Linked DNA regions of Homo sapiens: region 2 is linked to region 1. Evidence: chromatin contacts called from ENCODE Hi-C or POLR2A ChIA-PET data. All regions are on one chromosome and are shown on one strand. The core of a region is the stretch at or near the end of the contact, and the rest is flanking DNA. Distances in the headings are between cores, read along the strand shown.

Region 1 (6,959 bases), core at 2,091-4,590:
GGCACCCACGGCGGCTCCACGCGCGAGTCCTTCGCGGACAGCCTCCCGCACAGCCACAGCGGCTGCCGCGCACCACGCCCCGCACACGCAGTCACACGACAGGAACTCACACCCCTTCACGCACACCCGCACCGTTCACGCGTCTCACTCCACGCTGAGTCCCCGTCCGCTCAGACCGAACATTACCAAAGCCATGGCCTGACCGAGGGATGGCGGCGGCGGGGCAGAGAGGCCGTCCCCATCCCATATGGTGGTCCGGTTCACTCTTCCCTCCCCGCCTTGGTGTTACTCATGGAACCCCCCTCTCACGGAGGGCACAGAGGGGCTGTTTTCTCCCACGGCCCTCGGAGGTGACAAAATCAACAATTGTTTGAGAGCCTCAAATCTCCTTCCCCCTGTCCCCCCGGACCAGGTGGCCCCTGGGGAGACCCTGCCGCCCTACAGGTGTGAGGACGCCCGGACTCTGCGACTTTGGGGCCTGCGGGCGGCTCAGGGACCGGAGACTCTTATTTTGAAGGACAGCCCCCGCCGCCACCCCCGTGATTTGCACGCTGACCCAATGGCAAGCCCTTGGCCGGCGCTGGGCTTGTTATCAATTACATGTTGTTCCTGCAGCCGCTGTGTCCCCGGGAGGATAAACAGCAGGCCTGGCCGGGCCAGGGGAGGGGGCGGAGTCCGGCGGCCAGCCGGGGACTGTGCCCGGAACAGCGTGTCCCCTCCCCCTGCACGCAGCCTGCGCCTCTGGCCGCCCCACGTGCTGCTGTGTTTCAGGGGCCGAGCCAGCTCCAGCCCTAGAGTGTCCTCTCTTTAATGCCGGTGCCCTGGGACATCCCAGAGCCCTTTCTGGGTTGTCAGTGCCTGGGTGCTTCCCCCTTGGGACGTTCAGCCCAGCATTAAGACCCTGTTGGCTGACCTGGGCCACCCATTCCTACTCTCCGACCTCCCCCGCTCTCCCCCGCACCTTCCATTCACTCATTCAGCAAATTTTGCCCGGTCCTGTTTTAGACTCTGGGATATGGCCTTGGAGTGAACAGTCAGGACAGCTGATATTCTGATGGGAAGGTAGACAGGGAGGAAAGTTCACAAACACATCACCAAGATAGTTTCCCACAGTAGAAACTGCAGGGAAGAGTATAATATAGGATGATGTAACAGAGTGGGCCTGGAGGCCCCCACAGGGGTGACTTCTGAGCCGAGATCTAACTAAGCAGCTCCCACCTGCAGTGCTGGGGGAAGAGCCAGGGCAGTGGCCCCGGGCTGAGGCTGAAGTGAAGTGAGCACACCTGGACTAGAAGAGAGGCAGTTGGTGGTGAGGTCTGCAGAGAGTCCCAAGGGCCCAGGTGCTGGGCTGCTGCGAGGAGATAGGGCCACCTGTCCTTGGGAAGCCATTGGAGGGTGTTTCCTTCCAGCCCCCCTACTGTACTTTTTAGATCACTTTATCTGTCAATATCTGTTTATATGTTTAAAAGGTAAGGCCTCCTTTAACCACAATATGATCATCACAATTAAAAATATTAACAGTAATTACTTAATATCATGGGATGGCCAGTTAGTGATCACGTTTCAGGGGAGGGCTCTAAGGCCTGCTCTGGGTCCCAGGAGGGCTGGAGGCCCCTGATTCCTTAACATCACAGTAGAGGGGCAGAGGCCGAACGTTTGCCGTGCCTGCAGGCTGACACCAATGGCTGGCACTGGCTGAGTGCTGCCGGTGTGCCAGATCCTGAGGGGGGTGCTTAGTGAGCGTCAGCTCACGGAATTCTCACAACACCTGAGGAACCAGGCACTGTTGGAAGCACCCCCATCTCACAGACTGAGACAGACACAGAAAGGCTGTGCACCTGCCTGAGGTCACCTGGCAGACAACTTGCAGACTCAGAAATGGAGCCCCTGCTTGGAGGGTGGGAAAGGGTTGGGGGAGGCCCAGGGTGGAGTGTGGGCTCTGCCCAGCCTTGTGCCCTTCACAGTGTCTAGCACTTTCATTCCTTCCCAGCACCTGATTTGGTGAATAGGTGCATTTTAAAACATATTCCAGGTTTAAATCCTTAGCTGAGTATTTAAACCAAAAAGCCAAATGTCCTCCTAGTAAAACTGGCCTGGGGCACAGACCTTGCCTTAGTTTCCTGGAGCTCCGTGAAGCTTCCTGGGTAAGTTGGGAACTGGGGCTAAAGGTCCTGGGGTCCCTGAGCAGGAAGAGACTTAGAGATCTTTGAAGCATGGAACAGATGAGGAAACTAAGGTTTGGGAAGGGGAGCAAGGACTTGCTCAAGGTTGTAGCTGATGATGGTATTGGCCATTGGGCAGTGCCGGGTGCCAGGCCCTGAAGGGGTCCTGGAGACAGAGGGGCTGGGTGTAGAGGTGATGCTGGGCAGCAGAGAACCTCTGACTTTGGTGCAGAGCATTCCCCTTCCCCAAGCTTGATAAACACCCAGCCTGCCCTGGTCACTGAGCAGGGACAAAGGTTCACAGAGGTGGCCCCGTCACAGCTGGACACTATTGACTCTCCTTGGCACCAGACCTAGCATGTCCTTGGCTTCAGAGGATGCAGCTTTCCCTTCTCCTCTCTATCAAAGTTCTCTGAGCCCCTGCTGGGCACCAGCGGCCAGTCCAGGCACTGGGGACGCAGCAGAGACATGGAGTGCACTGTCTCAGGGGGAGACAGGCATTAGCTGAACCTTCGCAAGGCGGTGAGTGTCCCAGATGGAGAGAGCAATGGCAGAGAGTGCAGGGGACTCCACTTCCTTATTGGTCAGGATGGGCTGGGGGGGTGGTTGTCTCCTTTCCCACTAGATGGGTGTGAAGTCCAAGGCAGTTAGGCACATGCGGGTGCTCTGGGACCCCAGTGGTCTGCTTCCACTCCACGGATTATCACCAGAGGGGCAGGGCCTTGGCCACCAGGATGCTCAAGCATCAGGGTGCAGGTGAGAGGGTTGCGTTCAAGCCTGTGCCACTCACAGGGCAGTCAAGGCTCAGAGGGGTTTGAGGACTGGAGAGTGGAGGAGCTTTAGGTGGGGAAACAGCTGCGCAGGCAGGCACTTTTTGGTCTTTGACTGTTTTGCCTACATGCTACACTTGCCCAGTTAAAATGCAGGCGGCCTAGTTAAATTTGAATCTCAGGTGAAATAATTTTTAAATGTAAGTGTGTCCTATCCAATATTGGGAACATACTTATATTAAAAATAGTTTATTTTTTAAATCTGAAATTCGAATGTAACTGTTGGCTTGTATTTTTATTTGCGTAATCTGGCAACCCTCTGGAAGCCTCAGCAACATGAGGGTCAGAGGGCAAATGGCTGTTCTACCCCCATTCTGTGACTCAACAGGCGTGAAGCTGAGGTCAGGAGTCCTCAGATGTACAGTGACTCCTATGATGTTGACGGTGGGCTGATTCAGGGCTTTGGCCCTCCTGGGGTCCAGAGAGCCTCCTCGCGCATGCCCTTCTCTCATACTCACCCATACTCAGTTGTTCACAGACATATGTGCTATTTTCCAGGATAATTCTGGAAAATCTGTTTGAAACCAGAAGTGCCCCTGGTTATGCAATGGGCTTGGAGAGGTCTCTTTTGCAAACAGGTGGTGCAATTTCAGAAAACACTCTTGCAGGCACAGCTCTCCTGGGGGATGGAAGCAGGATCCAGGCGTTTGGCAATAGGAGGCTGTGGGCAGGCAGCTGAGGGTGGGGTCAGAGGCCTGCGAGGTGGCAGGTGAGCACTGTCCTTCTGACCAGGCCTCCTGTGTTCCTTTCCTGCAGCCGCCACCGGCACGGCCAGGCCAGCATGGTGGACCACTTACTTCCAGTGGACGAGAACTTCTCGTCGCCAAAATGCCCAGTTGGGTATCTGGGTGATAGGCTGGTTGGCCGGCGGGCATATCACATGCTGCCCTCACCCGTCTCTGAAGATGACAGCGATGCCTCCAGCCCCTGCTCCTGTTCCAGTCCCGACTCTCAAGCCCTCTGCTCCTGCTATGGTGGAGGCCTGGGCACCGAGAGCCAGGACAGCATCTTGGACTTCCTATTGTCCCAGGCCACGCTGGGCAGTGGCGGGGGCAGCGGCAGTAGCATTGGGGCCAGCAGTGGCCCCGTGGCCTGGGGGCCCTGGCGAAGGGCAGCGGCCCCTGTGAAGGGGGAGCATTTCTGCTTGCCCGAGTTTCCTTTGGGTGATCCTGATGACGTCCCACGGCCCTTCCAGCCTACCCTGGAGGAGATTGAAGAGTTTCTGGAGGAGAACATGGAGCCTGGAGTCAAGGAGGTCCCTGAGGGCAACAGCAAGGACTTGGATGCCTGCAGCCAGCTCTCAGCTGGGCCACACAAGAGCCACCTCCATCCTGGGTCCAGCGGGAGAGAGCGCTGTTCCCCTCCACCAGGTGGTGCCAGTGCAGGAGGTGCCCAGGGCCCAGGTGGGGGCCCCACGCCTGATGGCCCCATCCCAGTGTTGCTGCAGATCCAGCCCGTGCCTGTGAAGCAGGAATCGGGCACAGGGCCTGCCTCCCCTGGGCAAGCCCCAGAGAATGTCAAGGTTGCCCAGCTCCTGGTCAACATCCAGGGGCAGACCTTCGCACTCGTGCCCCAGGTGGTACCCTCCTCCAACTTGAACCTGCCCTCCAAGTTTGTGCGCATTGCCCCTGTGCCCATTGCCGCCAAGCCTGTTGGATCGGGACCCCTGGGGCCTGGCCCTGCCGGTCTCCTCATGGGCCAGAAGTTCCCCAAGAACCCAGCCGCAGAACTCATCAAAATGCACAAATGTACTTTCCCTGGCTGCAGCAAGATGTACACCAAAAGCAGCCACCTCAAGGCCCACCTGCGCCGGCACACGGGTGAGAAGCCCTTCGCCTGCACCTGGCCAGGCTGCGGCTGGAGGTCAGTATAGCGAGTGACAGGCCTGGGCAGTGAGCACAGCCACTCATGTCTGCTTACTTGGGTGTGCAGCAGGGCCATTTTCCACCATTAACAGAAGGTAGATGAGGGAGGGGAGGGAGGGGCAGGCGGGTGCAGGCCCAGAGCTGGCACAGTTGCCTGGAGGCTTCCTTGGTCCTCCTGGTTCCTGAAGCCGGAAGCCAACTGGTGTCCAGTTTCCTGATGGCCAGGTAAGGCTTCACTGGCCTGTGCTGCCAGCTGGGTCTCCCCATCCAGTCTGACAAGGGTGGGGATTGAGGGGCTGGCGAGGAAGGATGAGTGCGGTCTAGGGGCCAGGCAGCGGCTCCCTTTGGGCCCACAGCCCCACAGGGTAAGTACCACCATCACTCCCAACTTACATCACAGGACACTAGGGCTCCGACTGGCCAGGTACTTGCCCAAGGTCACTCTGCTTTGTGAATGGGATTTGAACCCAGAGGCCGGATTCGAGAGGTCACATCCTGAAAATGCTGCTTCCCCAACCAGTGGGACTAGCTTCATTCACAGATGTCTCTGGACACATGGGCTGGGCCTCGCCTATGCTTCCTCCCTGGGGACGTGGAAGCATGTTTGGGAGGCTGCAAAGGCCAACCCAGAGGGAGGCTAGGCCAGCTGGTGGTGCTGTCACAGGTGGCAGAACCCAGGCTGTCTGGTCTGCATGGCAGTGGGGAAATCAGGCCTCAAATGGTAACTGGTAGTCTCCCAACCAGGGAGCACCCTTCCCTGAGCACCGGGTGCTGCTCAACCTCCTTGGGAGTGGCTGTCCACCTTTTCCTGAAATGTAGGCTGCTTGCGAAGAGCTCATGTGCTCCGGGGTGCCAGAGCCAGCCCTCTGCAGTTCCTGATGCCCATCCCAAAGGAATCTCTGGCCTGCCTGGGGGGCGCTGTGTGCTGTTGGCACATTCCAAATCTTTGCTGCTGTGGCTGCTGCTACGTGTGTGAGACGGGGCACACTCATCTGTATCCCTGGGGGTGTATACAGGCCTGGGCCTCGCCAGCAGGTGTGTGGCTGTGTGTGTGCACACCCACATGTGTATGCATCTTGCTTTCTTTGTGTCTGTCTGTGCCGTGTGACCATATGTGTTTGCACACATACATGTCTTAGGTGTTTGTGCACCATGTGTGGCTGCCTGTGTGTGCATGTGTTATGTGTGGGTGCAACACCCGGGGAGCAGTTTGCAGCTTTTGTTTTCTTGACCATACTCTGGTTCTGAGAGCTCTTGAGAGTTGTCTGGGGCAGAGGTTCTGGCCAGTGAGGCTGAGCTGTGGTCAGGGAGCTGTGAGTGGAATGTATGTTGTGGCACTGGTGCCACCTTTCCATTGAGTGCCAATCTGGCCAGAGAAGGGAATTTTCCTGAACAGTGTCTAGGTTTATGGAGGCCCCTCCTGAGTGAGGACATCACTCTGTCCTGTCTCCCACCCCATTCAGACAGACCGGAGAGGCTTCTGTGAGAGCCCACCCTGGGGCCTCACAAGGTCTCCATCCTGGAGTCCCCACCTCTCTGAGCTTTGTACCTAGGCCTGCCGAGTGGGTGCATGGCTGACAGGTTGCTTGTGAGAGGAGGACACAGCAGCAAGTACACTGCATAGGAGGTTAGAGGAGCCGAGAGAAGGGCCAGGAGTGCTCTTGATTGAAGCAGGAAACTTGTGCAGAGAAGGCGAGGGCACAGGTATGTGGGGGCTGTGGTCTTGAGCCTACGCCTGGGTCAGCCACTAACTTGTCATGTGCCTTTGGGGTGGTCCCCCTCCAAACCTCAGTTTCCTGTCTGCAGAGTGGAGGGCTAGCCCTTTGCAGCCCAGGGCAGGCGTGCAGGGCTCCACAGCGGCCTCCTTGTTGTTTGTACATCATAAGGATACAAACTCATACACGGCAGTTTCTGAGGAGGAACCCTGAAGGCATTCTCTCCAGCCCCCAAGAGGGTGGTGCCTATTGTGAAGGGACCCCCTACTCCCAGGGACCCTGTATGCACTCTCCTCTTGGTGAGGGCGGGCAGGGGCTGCAGAGAGGCAGGGAAACCTCCCTCCAAGCACCAGTCTGGACTCCTTAGTCGGGCTCAGGTTTCAGCGC
Region 2 (6,959 bases), core at 1,436-3,935, 41 kb before region 1:
AGCATAATTATCTGCATTGTTTTATGGGCACATTGAGAGTTAATTTGTTATCTATAAACATTTCAAAGCCATCTTTGTTTTTAAACCTTATTCCAGCCCTTCTTCATTTTAAAATTTACTCTGGAGCAAAAAAAGAACGAGAGAGCGTGTGCACACCTAAGTGTAATGGTGGGGGTCACTGTTTATAGCAGCACACTTTCTGAAACAAGCTAATCACCCATATGAACAGAGAATTGGTTAATAAATTATGATACAGCCATACTGAAAGATTACTATTCTACTCAAAAGCACAAAAAGTATAAGGGAATTCTTGATGTATTGATAAGGAACAGTCTCTACAATGTATGGGTTAATTAAAAAAATCAAGGTGCAGACAGGGTTTTCATTGTGTGATCTCCGTGTAAGAAAAGAACAAACCTCATCTACACACATTTGCCTGTATGTGCACTGAGCTGGTAGCCTAGAAGAGACAGGGGACAGTGGCCATCTCTAAGGAAGGGGCACTGTATGCCTTTGACAGGGTGGGAGAGGCTTTTCACAATGAGGGGCTTTTAACACACTTTTGAATTTTGAACCATGGAATACTATGCCTGGTCAAAACCAAATTAAATTCCAATAAAAAAGCTGAAGGGCCCCAGGTAGGCCTGGGCAGCCTCCCTCAGCGTCGCCCTGTGTGAGATCTTGGCAAATGCATGCAATTCCACTAGGGCAGGCATGTTTCATCCAGGGCCTAGCGCCAGCTGACCACCTCCTTGGAGCCCAGCCTGGCATTTGTGGTCAGAGGGGTGCTGAGAGAAGCTCACCTTCACGGTGACACCTTCCTCATGGTCTGTTGTGGGTTGAACTGTGTCATCCCAATTCGTATGTTGAAGTCCCAACCCCTACTGTCTCAGAATGTGATCTTGTTTGGAAATAAGGTCTTTGCAGCTGTAATTCACTAAGCTGAGGCCATTCTGGAGCGGGGTAGGCCTCCAATCCAATGTGATGGGGTCCCTGTAAAATGGGGAAATTTGGACACAGACACACACAGGCAGAATTCCACATGGGCAGGAAGGCTGAGATGGGAGTGATGCTTCTACAAGCCAAAGAGCACCAAGGATTGCCTGCAAAGCTCTGGAAACCAGGAGAGAGGCCCGGAATGGGTTCTCGCTCAGAGCCCTTGGAGGGACCTAGCCTTTTGGACAACTTGATCTCAGACATCCAGCCCCCAGAGCTTGAGAAAACAAATGTCTGTGACTCCAGCCCCCCAGTTTGTGGTGGTGCTTTGTTACAGCAGCTGCAGGCAATCCATATGCCTTGTTTCAAGGGAAGTAGGCAGATCTATGACTCCTGCCTAGTGTTTGGTTTAGAGCTACCTTAACCTGTGAGGGAGCTGGACAGGCTCCGAAGCTGCCCCTGACCTCTGAGAGTGCCCACCCTGGCCCGGTACTTACTGTCATTGGTCATGTTCTTGGAGACTATAGTGGACGGTATCTCAGACATCTTGGCTGAGGCCCAAGAGGTTGATGCAAGGCTTCTCCTCTTCTAAAGGAGATCCTCACCTGAGGAGTGACACAGTGCTTGAGCCTGGTGGTCCCCAAGCCCAGAGCTTCCTTCCCCCTGGGTGGCTGACAGCCACCGACATTTGCTGAGGGCTCACCTTGTGGGGACACCTGCCGGCTCCCTGCCTCTCCCACCCGAGGGTCCACTCTCACCTCCTGGACTTGGCTCTAGCTGCCTACTTTTTCTGTGCTTAGAACACATCAATCTTGGCCTCAAGCCTTTGCATTTTCGGCCTCCTCGGCCAAAAAATATTCTCCCATACCCAGCTGGGGGTGCTGGGCTTCCTTCTCTTCAATTCCGAGCTCAAATGTCACCTCTTTAGAGAGACCTCTCACCATCCCATCCAAAGTGGTTTCTTCCTCCCCACCCCCATGTGGCCTTTATTTTCTTCTCTGCAATTCCCACTATCTGATTATCACTTTAAAAATCCATTCGTTGTCTATTTCCCCCTAAAATGTGAGCTCCATGAGAACAGGGGGGTCTTTTCTGCTCATCCAAGCTCCTGACATACCCTTGGCACTTCTTAACTTCATCCATTGAATGAATTTTCATTTTTGCAGGGGAGGAAGCAGAGATTCAGCGAGGTGTCCAAAGTCACAGTCAGGAGGGGCTGCCTCTGGAAAGGGCCCCCACTCTAAGCTTGTGCCATTCCTGCCGCATTCCTGCTGCAGCCCCCTATTGGGTGAGCCTGGGGTTCGCAGGGTCGCCTCCTAACACCCGCGCTCTGCAAGGCCCCGAGCCACACAGCGAGGTGCACAGGGATGGTAGGACAGATGGGGTGGATGGTAGATGGGTGTGTTTCAAGCAAGTGGCATGCGAGCGGGCAGCCTTGGAAGGCGCCTTGCAAGTCCGCTCCCGGCCACGCGCGCCCCTCGGGCCCTGGTTTCGCACCCCTGCCGCCGCCCCCACGCGCCCTCACGGACCCCGCGCGCCCCCTCTCCCCGGACCGCGAGCGCACCCACCGACCCCGACTGCCCCGGCTCGCTCCGAAGCCTCCGCGCTGCAGTTCTCAGCTCCAGGAGCAGGGCTCTTGGGTTTACGTCTCCAAGGCAACCATTCTTCAGGCTGGCTGTGACGCCACAAAGGCCGCGGAGGCTGGGCGCTTGAGGGCTGGGCCTGCGGGCCGCGGGACAGGGAGGGCGCGGGGCCGGGCTGCTGGGTCCGAGCTCTGGGCACGATGTCCTCCCTGACGCCGCCAGGACAGCGCCTGGCCCAGGCCTGGGCCTGGTGAACGCGGGTTTCTTCCTCTGAGGTTCAACACTCCGCACTTGGGTTGGCTCCTTTCATCCTGATTGGTTTATTCGCCACGTGCCAAGCACTGAAGAGGGCGTGCAGGATGGATACTTTTGGAGCAAAAATAGCCCTGCTTCTTTCCTGGGGAGGGATCGCACTTTCTAGAGGGGCGGTTTTCAAAGTATGGTCTCAGGACTAGCAGCATCGAAAATGCTGGGAACTCGTTAGAAAAGCAAGTTTTCAATCCTCGCCCCAGAATCAGAAACTCGGGGTGGAGCCCAGCAATGTGTGTCCTGACAAGTCCACGCGCGACCCCAGTGCTGGCTAGGGTTGCAAAGCCACTGCTCTACGGAGCGAGCGAGATCCATCATAGTGGGACAAGCGAGAGGATGAGGCCATACAGACCAGGGCAAGTTTTGAGCGCGCAGATCCACCAGCTGCTTGAAGCCAGGGGCACCAGGATGTCTGGTCCCCCAGCTCAGGGATCCTGTCTCCCCACAAAAAGCAGCAGCAGAAGACCCCTCTTTGAGTTCTGAACATGTTCCTAGATTTTCCCAGTATCTATGGGGATTGAGAGATTGATAAAGGCTGCTTGGAGCTGAAAGCACAGTCAGTGACTCATCTTTTCAGGGACATTTAGGGGCTTCTGGGGGGACTCTGGAGCAGTCTGCAGCCCAGCAATGTAGTCCCAGTGAGGATCCCAGCTGTGCCAGGCTCTGCCTAAGGCCGGTGTAGTGGGTGGGAAGACCACATCCACAACAGGAACTCCATTGGAGCTGGGGGTGGGAGTGAGGAGGAGCTCCCAAGATGGAAGGAGCAGGGATCCCTGAATCTTCGCTGGTAGAATAGTGTCCCAACTTGCAATATCCACAGTGGGCTTTGCACAAGGGAGGAAGAATGTTGTATTGTGTTAAGCCACATATGTGATTTGTGCATGTGTGCATGTGCACATGTGTGCACATGTAGTGTGTGTGTGTGCATGTGTGCACGTGTGTGTTCGTTACAGCTGCTATTGTCAAATGTGCTGAAAGACAAGTTGTCCCTTTACCCTTAGGAGAGAGGCTCCTTACACTGACATTCAAAGTCCTCAATGACCCGGCCCCAGCCTACCTCTGCAGCCTTATCTCCCTACAAACCATCAAAGCAGAACAAAAACCTGTCCCTCCGATTTAGGTTTTAGCAAACCACAAGAAGCACTTCATAAACTGGTGACTCAAGTAGAAAAGTAAGTGTTTTTGTAATGGTTTATCTAAATACAAGGTGCTCTAATGAGACTTTTAGGAAGCTAGAACATAAGTGACCCAAAGAGAACAAAGGTACCCAGGCTCCTGCCCATTCATTGTCATCAACAGATCAGTTTATGAACAGTCGTGAATCTCCCCATGAACCTTACAGAGTGTTTTCTATGTGCCAGGTACTGTTCCACGCACTTGACACCAATCCACCCATTTCACCTGCATGATCACCCTGCCTTTGCATGAGTTGCCGGTGTGGACAGAGCAGGGACACAGTGAGACAGCGGATTCCAGCTTTGCTCTTACCTAGAACACACTGCCTCTCACCAGGAATCGTCCTTCCATTTTATGCAGTTATCCCAGACAATGATGCACAAGCTTTGGGAAAAAAACCCCACAAGTCCAAAGGTGTACTTCATAATAAAGGCAAGTTATCTGTCAGTTTGTGTGTTCTGGCCTTTGTTTTTGCTCTTGGTAGCTTACAAGGTTAGAAAGAAAACCACCTAGAAAACGTGACCTGATTTGGAACTTTTAGTCTTAGCCTAACAGGTCTAACTAGAAATACCATTTGCTGATTAAAAGCTAATTTTTAAAATCAGATGCATGATTGGTGGAGCAATGGTGGCTGGCTGGCTGTGTGGTGAATCGTAGTGGCCTGTGAGCTGTCCAGCCCAGGCAGTGGGCATGTGGATGTCTGCTTCAAAATCCTTCCAACATTTCTGTATGTTTGAAGCTTGAAAATGTTCATAATCAAACATTTTGGGAAAAGCTAACAATCTTCTTAAAGGAGAAATTCGTATTTCAGATTTCGTATTTTCCTCCTCAAAGAAGGTATATCAGTCTGGGCTCTCGGGAATAAACAACAGAAAGCAACTATAGCCACTTGGGGGAGAAAAGGACATGGGGGTGCCCCCAGACTCTGTAGGACGATAGGGAATCAAGCTGGGAGATGCTGTAGCCTGGAGCGGAGCCCAAAGCCATCGCAGGCGCGTTCTGGCAGAGAACATGCTGTGATCCGAAGTCTGCTATGCACTCCTGACCGGTAGGCAGCACCTGGATCGCCTGCCTGCACCTCCCGCCTTCCACACAAGATCTTTGGCTTCTGCCGTGGGAGGAGGGACTCAGAAACCAGGGGGGTCAGGAGTAGTCCTGTACCCAGACAGGGTATTCAGAGGTCTACCAGAACGACAAAGCCTGAGAGAGCAGCTTGTATTTCTTTCCTGCAGCACCTGGTCTCACCGTTGTTCTACAGCACAGCAGGCCAGGCTGGATTGGAGAGTCACCTTCAAGGTAAAATGCCTTAGATGCCCAGATCTCTCACATGGGGGTTTTCCTTTTGCTGAGAGGTGGTAGGTTATGGAGAATGACAGCCATGTCTACCGTGCTTCACGGTGAGTCAAGGGCTTTCCACAGGGAGGGCAGTGATATGAGCTCTTTGCACTACTTACACTGACCTAGGAGCCCCTGCATGGGTTGTGGCCTGCAGGACCATGTTTCAGGGGAAAGCTGCAAAGTCCTTAAAGAGTGTCTGAAGCCCCATCCCCCCTCCCTCTCTGGGAACGTGTCCCCAACCAGTGCCTGCCAGGTGCTCTAGCCTGGCATGCTTTTTATATTTTGTGAGCAATCACATTAATCAGATTGCTTTCCTGCCAGCTCAGATGGATGGATAATTTGATTGGAGTCTAGGAAAAAACAGGGATGACTTTTGGCATCCACATCCCAGGCATATCACATTTGACCACAGTGTCAGAGAAACAGTGCTAGTGGAATAAAAAAGAAGGTCTTGGAGCCCAGAGTAAGACTGGGCTCATATGTGGTCACAAGAGACCACATATCCTATGAAGGCGCCTAGATGGAATTGGGGAAACAGGCAAATGGGCAGTGGTGGCTAATGGAGATGGGATTTTGCTCTTTAGGGTGATGAAAGTGTTCTAAAATTAGACTATGGTGAACATTAGATTTACTCTGAATATAGTAAAATGCACTTTAAGTGGGTGAAGTTTAGATATGTAAATTATATCTCAATAAATATTTTCAAAAGGAGAAGAAGAAAGGGGTCCACATTGCCAAGTGCTCTTGAGTGGCCAAGTGAGAGGGACTGAAGAGTGTTCATTGGATTTGCCAACAAATCGGTTGACCTTGGTGTGAGCAGTTTCAGGATCTCCTGGGGGACTGAGATGGATGGGTGACGAGGAAGAGGAGAAAGTGCCCTGGACAGCACTTTTGAGGGTCCTGGCAGTGGCTCTATCTTGCTCCCTTATGGGTGTGCAGACCCACAGTGGGCCTGGAGAAATGACCCTGGTCTTCCCTGCAGCTCTGGTGGAGGCTAGGTCATTAAAGCCAGACCCCCAGTGCCACAGTTCAGAAGGCAGGATGCTGGGGCATGCAGCATGGCAGGTGAGAAAACTGCATGGCACTGGCCTGGTTCCCAGGTGTGCTCCTGGGCGTGGTCTCCACAGGTGGGGGTGGGGTGCAGGTCCCAGGTGGTTAGGGGACTGTGGTCAGCCAGCCAGGAAGAGGGGTTGAGACTAGACCAGGTTGTGGGCGTAGAGGAAATGAAAGAGACATACAGAGAGAGAGAGAGACAGAGAGAGAGTGTGTGTAGAGGCAGAAGGCAAGCTGGAGGGACCATGGTGCTGAGGAGGCTAGGGTGGGATCCAGATACAGGAGGAAGGGTAGGAGATGTGAGCATCAGGGGTGCTCCCCGGGAGGGCGTGATTTAGCCCCAGGAGCCCGGGGAAGGTAGTCTTTACACTAGTTTCAGGTATCATTTAGGTTGTATTTTGCTTCAAGAAACAGAAAGCTTCACCAGAAATGACTTACAAAGAAACTTCTCATGAGTAGCCCCTCAGAACACCTCTCCTCATATCTTAGCCAAAAAACTGCATGCCTAAACTAATCGCTGCCAGGGATAGAAGCTGGGGACTCTGTGGGAGGCCCCATCCCGGT

The links. Hi-C counts contacts between places; a loop is a spot of excess contacts on that map. ChIA-PET counts read pairs that join two places held with the same protein, here RNA polymerase II (POLR2A). Pooled maps may share reads with other maps.
Region 2: a map of posterior vena cava shows a loop between it and region 1 (18-fold over the local background). The contact joins the promoter of CFAP100-DT here to the enhancer-like site in region 1. A Hi-C loop is called at or near these places in 28 of 168 maps with a recorded cell type or tissue (Caco-2, Calu3, K562 and 18 more), 3 of 37 single-sample maps with no recorded cell type and 35 of 50 pooled maps. POLR2A ChIA-PET finds 5 or more read pairs at or near these places in 4 of 52 experiments (A549, H1, HEK293 and 1 more).

Annotation. Positions count from the first base shown.
Region 1 is chr3:126,349,737-126,356,695 of GRCh38, reverse strand. It overlaps KLF15 (KLF transcription factor 15), which reads left to right. Exons shown (of 3, transcript NM_014079.4): 2 at 3,749-4,855. The coding sequence starts at 3,774. Among named protein-coding and RNA genes, the nearest start is that of KLF15, 4.2 kb to the left of the region's middle. RefSeq lists an enhancer at 1-746. Within about 2 kb of position 3,340, at least 8 of the 41 ENCODE cell types and tissues checked have a DNase peak (open chromatin) inside an H3K27ac peak, as active enhancers do; they include dorsolateral prefrontal cortex, gastrocnemius medialis and heart left ventricle, where a contact is called at or near this core.
Region 2 is chr3:126,390,524-126,397,482 of GRCh38, reverse strand. CFAP100-DT (CFAP100 divergent transcript) reads left to right here and starts at 2,685. Exons shown (of 2, transcript NR_103789.1): 1 at 2,685-3,184; 2 at 4,190-4,451. CFAP100 (cilia and flagella associated protein 100) reads right to left here and starts at 2,574. Exons shown (of 17, transcript NM_182628.3): 1 at 2,505-2,574; 2 at 1,434-1,541. The coding sequence starts at 1,482. LOC107986044 (a long non-coding RNA gene) reads left to right here and starts at 5,235. Exons shown (of 3, transcript XR_001740563.1): 1 at 5,235-5,300.